2 separate regions of the Homo sapiens genome follow, and region 2 is linked to region 1. A link is a loop called in an ENCODE intact Hi-C map of the cell type or tissue named here. Cell type or tissue: MCF 10A. All regions are shown on one strand.

What was found. Hi-C counts contacts between places; a loop is a spot of excess contacts. Peaks named below come from ENCODE experiments on the same cell type or tissue, not always from the same donor. Only the 100,000 strongest peaks of a DNase experiment are listed, where the experiment ranks them.
Region 2: it touches region 1 in a loop (8-fold over the local background); 5 of 110 quality-filtered maps call a loop at or near these places.

Annotation. Positions count from the first base shown.
Region 1 is chr17:42,320,569-42,324,568 of GRCh38, forward strand. It overlaps STAT3 (signal transducer and activator of transcription 3), which reads right to left. Exons shown (of 24, transcript NM_139276.3): 18 at 3,005-3,057; 19 at 2,692-2,786; 20 at 2,436-2,575; 21 at 1,714-1,926. Among named protein-coding and RNA genes, the nearest start is that of STAT5A, 34 kb to the left of the region's middle. In MCF 10A, a CTCF peak has its summit at 2,389 (motif pointing right); a DNase peak (open chromatin) is centred at 2,383.
Region 2 is chr17:42,471,442-42,475,441 of GRCh38, forward strand. All of the region lies in intron 5 of ATP6V0A1 (ATPase H+ transporting V0 subunit a1), which reads left to right. Among named protein-coding and RNA genes, the nearest start is that of ATP6V0A1, 15 kb to the left of the region's middle. In MCF 10A, no CTCF peak of the experiment used is centred here; a DNase peak (open chromatin) is centred at 1,910.

The DNA.
Region 1 (4,000 bases):
AAAATACAAAAATCAGCTGGGCATGGTGGCACAAGCCCATAATCCCAGCTACTCGGGAGGCTGAGGCAGGAGAATTGCTTGAACCGGGAGGTGGAGGTTGCAGTGAGCCGAGATGGTGCCACTGCACTCCAGCTTGGGTGATAGAGCAAGACTTAGTCTAAAAAAAAAAAAAAAAAAAAAGCCCATCATTGGCTTTATGATTACAGAAAGTTAAATCAAACAAAGAATGGCAAACCAGAGACTCCCCATCAAGACCTGCACAAAGAACCCAGAGAGTCAAAACAGCAAGTGCTGAAGGGGAACAGACAGGGCTACCCCCTCCACACTGAGGACAGCTGCAGAGATTACAGTTTTGTTTCGTTTTTTTCTTTCTCTTCTTTGTGTGTGTGTGTGTGTGTGTGTGTAGTGGGGTCTTGCTATGTTGCCAGGCTGGTCTTGAGTTCCTGGCCTCAAGTGATCCTCCTGCTTCAGCCTCCCAAAGTGCTAGGACTGCAGGTGTGAACCCCCATGCCCAGCTGAGATTACAGTATTTTTAATTTCTCTCTCTTTTTTTTTTTTTTTTTTTTGGTGAGTCAAGGTCTTGCTCTGTCACCCAGGCTGGAGTGCAGTGGTGCGATCATGGCTCACTGCAGCCTCAACCTCCTGGGCTTAAGCAATCCTCCCACCTCAGCCTCCCGAGTAGCTAGGACTACAGGCACAAACCACCACACGTGGCTAATTTAAAAAAAATTATTTTTGTATAGATAGGGTCTCACTATGTTGTCTAGGCTGTTCTCAAACTCCCAGGCTCAAGTGATCCTCCCGCCTGGGCCTCCCAAAGTGCTAGGACTATAGGCATGAGCCACTTCACCCAGCTAAAATAATTTATATATAACATATAAGTACATGTCCTCTTACACATTAAAATATACCTTATTTTCAATAGTTGCACACTCTAAATACTAATCCCTTGCCCCTCCACCCAGTCACTGTCTTCCCCTTCAAACGTGATGCTCCCAGCTCTTCTACTCTAGTGTAAACCATACTCCCATGCAGCTAATAATAATTTCCTCCAGAAACCCTTTCTTCAGACCATCTGGCACACTGACATGGTTCAGTTACAGGCAAAAAGCCATATGCTGGGCTGAAATCTGGGCCTCAAACCTTCTAGCATCTACTAAGAAGCACTGTGCCAGCAGGGCATCCTGTTAACTGCCCTCACTTTCCCTTCTCGTGTTTCAGGCATGTTTTGGGGGACGTATGTGTATTGATCCCCTCTTTATTTTTATTTTTTGACACAGTATCTCACTCTATCAGCCAGGCTGGAGTGCGGTGGCATGATCACCGCTCACTACAGCCTTGAACTCCTTGGCTCAGGTGATCCTCCCACCTCAGCCTCCCAAGTAGCTACGACTACAAATGCGTGCCACCACACCGGGTAATTTTTTTGGATTTTTTGTAGAGACGAGGTTTCACCATATTGCCCAGGCTGTATCCCCTCTTTAGACTCATGCACTCTCTGTGGAGCAGGAACTACACTACTCTAAGTGATTCTGATTCTCCTCTCAAATCCCATCGGTCACCCCAACAAAAGCACTCACTACAATTCTTTCCCATAAGGAGAAATAATTATCCCCCAGGTTATTCAGGCATTTGCCTATCTATCCTCCAAGGATCCCAAAATTTCCAACTTTTCCCAAAAATTAAATGCCAGGAACATGGAAAATCAACAACTACCTGGGTCAGCTTCAGGATGCTCCTGGCTCTCTGGCCGACAATACTTTCCGAATGCCTCCTCCTTGGGAATGTCAGGATAGAGATAGACCAGTGGAGACACCAGGATATTGGTAGCATCCATGATCTTATAGCCCATGATGATTTCAGCAAATGACATGTTGTTCAGCTGCTGCTTTGTGTATGGTTCCACGGACTGGATCTGGGTCTTACCTGTCACAGGACATGGGAAGGAAAGATCATGGAACCTACAGCTAGGTCATCTCAGAGAAAACTGCCCATTTTTTCTTTCCTCGAAGGGGAAAAGACTTAAGCCACCCTAGTGTTGAGACCCTGAACACCCTGTTCAGTGGCCTGGCACTGTGGAAATATTCAGGCTGGCTTCTAATTAAGAAGAGGCTACTAGTTGGGTCATAGAAAATAAACTTGAATATAACTACTTGCGTAAGATATATTAACAGGGTTAAGTAGAAAAAGAGATGAAGAATACAATTTAAATTGCAAAATTCTCAACAAATAGTCACTGGAGCAAGCAAAACAAAGCAAACCAATCCTTCAGCTGGAAGGATTTAGAAGTCACGCAAATGTGTTTTGCGAGTCTGAGTGAAACAGGGAGTCAAGGCCATCTCCACCCACCAGGGGGCAGTAGGTGCTTGCAACTAGAAGCAGTGATGAGGCCTCAGCAGCCACCAGCAGGTGGGGTGGGTGGGAGCCTCCCTTACCGCTGATGTCCTTCTCCACCCAAGTGAAAGTGACGCCTCCTTCTTTGCTGCTTTCACTGAATCTTAGCAGGAAGGTGCCTGGAGGCTTAGTGCTCAAGATGGCCCGCTCCCGCTCCTTACTGATAAAGCCCATGATGTACCTGGAGCCAAGGAGGAGGAACAATGTTGTTATTGCTAACAGGGCATCCATCCCCTGCCACTGGCTTGCTGAGAGCAGGGGACTTGGTTACATCTGTGCACACTCTGTCCAACCTACCCTTCGTTCCAAAGGGCCAGGATGTACTTTTTCACAAGGTCAATGATATTGTCCAGCCAGACCCAGAAGGAGAAGCCCTTGCCAGCCATGTTTTCCTGGAGAAAAGAGTAATGGGAAAGCCAAGTCTACTGCCATCCCAGCCCTTCCCTTCCTAGGGGTGCAGTGCATCACCCAAATCCTCAGGCCCGTCTACCTTCAGGCAGGTCCTACTGGCCGCTGGACCAAGAGTTCAGGGCCTTCAAGCCAGAGCCCTCAACGACAGCCGTGCAGGTGAGCATTCCCATTCCCACGAGAATTTAACAAGATTGCTTACTTTGCAAAATTTAGCCCATGTGATCTGACACCCTGAATAATTCACACCAGGTCCTGAAGGAAAGAAAAAGAGTCAAGTAGTACATTTTCAGCTTGGGGTCAAGAGGTTATTTCTTAAAACAGAACACACACACATTCATCCCACAATGGGCCACAAAATAATCAGCTTTCACATCTTTGAAGGTAGGCACTGTTGTGTGTGTGCACATGAGGACAAACACTATCCCATCATTTGACTCACTTGTGTTGCTGGGTAGCCCAGCAGGGATGGAGGGTGATATAACAAGTCCCCCTGCTCTTCCCAACCTCGGGTGGTAGGCTGGGAACCAACAGCAGCACTCACTAACAAGCTGACATCGGGTGTCAGACAGGTGTATTTGGTGGCAACAGCTTTATTAGAACAAAGCTACTTCTAGCCCAGGTGGCACATAAAATATTCCACTAATTCTTTTTTAAAAACTAGCCTACGCTGGGCACAGTGGCTCAAGCCTGTAATCCCAGCACTTTAGGAGGCCGAGGTGGGCGGATCACGAGGTGAAGAGACGGAGACTATCCTGGCCAACATGGTAAAACCCCGTCTCTACTAAAAATACAAAAATTAGCTGGGCGTGGTGGTGAGCACCTGTAGTCTCAGCTACTCGGGAGGCCGAGGCAGAAGAATCGCTTGAACCCAGAAGGCGGAGGTTGCAGTGAGCCGAGATCACACTACTGCACTCCAGCCTGGGCAACAGAGCAAGACTCGTCTCAAAAAAATAAATAAATAAATAAAATAAGACAAAAAAAACCAACTAGCCTATAGTTTATTAAAAAAATGGACAGGGAATGTCAAGCCTTTAGTGCCACCTTCCAACACACACTTAAAAGATCTTCTAAAGTTAGATAGAGTGGGTGAATGAGACAGCAACCAGGAGAAAAGAAATCTACCTCCCACCTCAAAAATGATCACCTCGACTGAAAACTGCAAACTGTCTCTGCACCCCAACTCCCCAACTCCCCT
Region 2 (4,000 bases), 150 kb after region 1:
TAGGTGACTTGGTTGGGCATGGTGGCTCACACCTGTAATCCCAGTACTTTGGGAGGGTGAAGTGGGCAGATCACTTGAGCCCAGGAGTTCAGGATCAGCCTGGGCAACATGGTGAAACCCCGTCTCCACAAAAAATACAAAAATTAGACAGGCATCGTGGTGCACACCTGTAGTTCCAGCTACTCGGGAGGCTGAAGTGAGGGGATTGCTTGAGCCCAGGAGGCAGAGGTTGCAGTGAGCGGAGATTAAGCCACTTTACTCCAGCCTGGGGGACAGAGCAAGACTGTCTCAAAAAAAAAATGTAGGTGACTTAGTCCAGGTGACAATGTGCTGAGGTGACTCCATGGAAAGGATCTGGAGCAAGGCTTCCAGAATGCTCCCTTCTCCTAACTCAGTCTGGGGAGGAGTCTTAGCTTTCAACTTGGATGTGGTTTTTCTGATGGCCTAAAGTACAGTAACTGTCTTCTTGACAGGTGTCTTTGCCACCAGATTGACAATATTAGACACTTTAGGGATTGTTACAGTCACTGTTCAATGTGCCTTCCCATAAAGTTCTTTCATTCCTTTGCTCAACAAGAAAACTTGGCAAAGCTTTTAAATATAGAGGCCCTTTTTTTTTTTTTTTTTCCCGAGACAAAGTCTCACTGTGTTGCCCAGGCTGGAGTGCAGTGGAGTAATCTTAGCTCACTGCAACCTCCACCTCCCAAGCTCAAGCAATTCTCCTGCCTCAGCCTCCCGAGTAGCTGGGATTACAGGTGCTCACCACCACCCCCAGCTAATTTTTGTATTTTCAGTAGAGACAGCGTTTCACCATGTTGGCCAGGCTGGTCTCGAACCTCTAGCCTCAAGTGATCCATCCACCTCTGTCTCCCAAAGTGCTGGGATTACAGGTGTGAGCCACTGTGCCTGGTAGAGTCCCATTTTAGTTAGCATCTGCTGTGTTCTCAGTTGTACTTTAAATTTATATATATAGTTTTTATTTTTATTTTTTATTGTTTTTAGGCCGGGCGCGGTGGCTAACGCCTATAATCCCAGCACTTTGGGAGGCCGAGGCAGGGGGATCACGAGGTCAGGAGTTCAAGACCAGCCTGACCAACATGGTGAAACCCCGTCTTCTACTAAAAATACAAAAATTAGCCAGGCATGGTGGCGGGCGCCTATAATCCCAGCTATTCATGAGGCTGAGGCAGGAGAATCGCTTGAACCGGGGAGGCGGAGGTTGTAGTGAGCTGAGATCGCACCACTGCACTCTAGCCTGGGCGAAAGAGCGAGACTCCATCTCAAAAAAAAAAATTGTTTTTAACTGCCTCATCTCAGAAATTTTTCTCTTTTGAGGGGAGATCAAATATCCAGAATTCTCTAGACTGGAGCAGGGGTTTTTCAAACAACAGCAGCAGACTCACCTGTAATCTTGTCAGAAGTATGAATTATCAGTCTCCACCCTAGACTTACTGAATCAGACACTGTGGGAGTTAGGCCTAGCAGTCTGTATTTACTAGGTGATCCGGAGGCATGCTAGTTTGAAAACTGCTGGGCTAGAGAAGGTCTGCTGAGGATGTGATACATTCCTCACTAATTTAAGGATTTGACTCAGAAGCCATTTAATTAAAAGGATCTGCTGGGTCAAGGGAAAGGGGAAAAACTCATATGAATTTAATTGCCTGGTCCTTTCAAGAGTCAGAAGGTACAAATATTTATTTAGTTTGCTCACAGAGTCGAGAATTTTGAGACTAGTGGTAACTTCTTTCGCCAGTCCCTAATGACATCACGTTAGAGGGTGTGGGACAGTGTGATTAACTCTAAGTGTTTAAGGTCTTTTGCAATAGGCATCGCCACTTAAGCTGTATGTTTTTAATGAACCTGGAATTCCAGCATGCTCACTGCCCAGACGTTATTGTATTTTTGTTCACTAATTCACTGAGCATATAATGAGCACCTACTTATTGTGAGACACAAGATGAGTAAGACATGGTCCCTGTGTTTAAGGAATGTATCATTCAGTCTTAAGAAATACCCCAGAACATGACGCTTTCATATGCTCACAGATGTGTGCTTTTCTAAACATATCCAAGCTGCTACCCACAGATCTGATGTAAACCTGGCCTTGTAGTCAGAGCTCAGCTACCTTTTAGCATTATTTGGAGCTTAATTCTTTTACCTTCCCTGTCCCCATTTTTTTCCCTTTTGATATACTGTTTAGTTTACTGCTGAGATATTGCTATCTCATATGAAAATGTCTTTCAAGACCTCGTAAGTTTAAGAATGAGAGCCAGCTTCCTATTATGGTTCATTTTTGGAGAAATTCCGAATAAAGACTGATAGATGGATTCCCTTAAGGGAAATAATTATTTAAACTATTAATTTTCTAATGAAAAGAACTTAGTAAAAATGAAAATAAGAGGAACCACTTGGAAAAATGATATTTTAAAATCATAATTTATGGATTTAGGACTTTTATTTTGTGAATAATAAGTCTAAACACTAAATGCCTGTTTTGAGAAGGCAGACTCTAAGTCTTCATGATCTTTGTGCCCTTTTCATGCTGGGGTTGTTTTCCCTCTCCTATTTTTTTTTTTTTTGAGACAGAGTCTCGCTTTGTCATCCAGGCTGGAGTGCAGTGGTGCGATCTTGGCTCACTGCAACTGCCGCCTCCCGGGTTCAAGCGATTCTCCTGCCTCAGCCTCCCGAGCAGCTGTGACTATAGGTGTGTACCACCATGCCCAGCTAATTTTTGTAGTTTTAGTAGAGACGGGCGTTTCACCATATTGGCCAGGCTGGTCTCGAACTCTGACCTCGTGATCTAGCTGCCTCAGCCTCCCAAAGTGCTGGAATTACAGGTGTGAGCCACCGCACCCAGCCTCCCCCTCCTATTTTATTCAAAACTTTTTTTTTTTTTCCAGTCTCTGGAAGTACTTAGAGCACAAGACCGTGGCTATGAGAGGTTCTTATGCTGCTTTTGTCATCAATTCCCCTTCCATTCCCAGCAGTCTCACTGCATTGCAAGTCTCCTGGCAAGAACCTCTCTGCCTTGCCTGTTCTTGCACTAGCTCACAGCCTCAGCCAGGTTCCTTTCCATAGACCTTGCCCTGCTGCTGCGTAGCAGCAGGCTCAGGTGTCACTGCCACAACTTTGCATCTGCACATGCGCGTGCACTTCAAATAATGCGAAAGATAGGACACTTGGGACCCTCAAATGTTGGAAACTTAGGATTTTTAATGAGATTTTCTTCTGTGTCTGAAATTATAATATTTGCAAAGGGCCTAAAACACTACCAGTTTTAAACCCCTTATTTTGTGTAATTTGGTGACTATAATCAATAATTCACAGTAATGAGTTAGCAGAAATGGCTAAATCAGAAAATGATTCTATATTTAGGCATAGGAGTTATGATTGGCAGGGTGTGTGTAAGGTGAAAAATAAACATATTGAATAGTCTTATGATTAAAGATGATTACAAATTTGACTTAGTCATTTCTTATCTAGGGCATTTAAAATGACTTGTTAATGATTATCCTTTTCTAAGTCTTCTTGCTTATGAAGAACTGTAAGAGCTGGAGAGATTTCTCTGCATCTTTTACCATAAGCACCATAACATATGAGAACATAAAGAAGACTGGAAAAGTAATGGTTAATGGCATGCAGATTCCCTGCTTTCCTTTCCTTCTCAGTTTTCCATCCATCTGCTTTCTTTATTTTTTTCCCATCTGCCATTTCCTTTGGGGCCTAGGTGAATACCTTAAGTAATGAAATATAATTTTTTTCTCGATGTAGATGGCAGTAATTGTTTGTTCTTGGTAATTGACATAGCTTGAACTGGATGTGCTATTTATACTTAATTGCTGTAGAAACAGAACTGAAGTTCTTCTACTTCCTTTTTGTAAGGCGTGGTTTTCAGTATCTGAATGGAGAAACCAGAGGGCATAGCAGTAATGTAGAGGCATATTCACAATGTTGTTATTAGAGAACCCAGATACCCTTAAGACAAGCTTGTCCAGCCCAT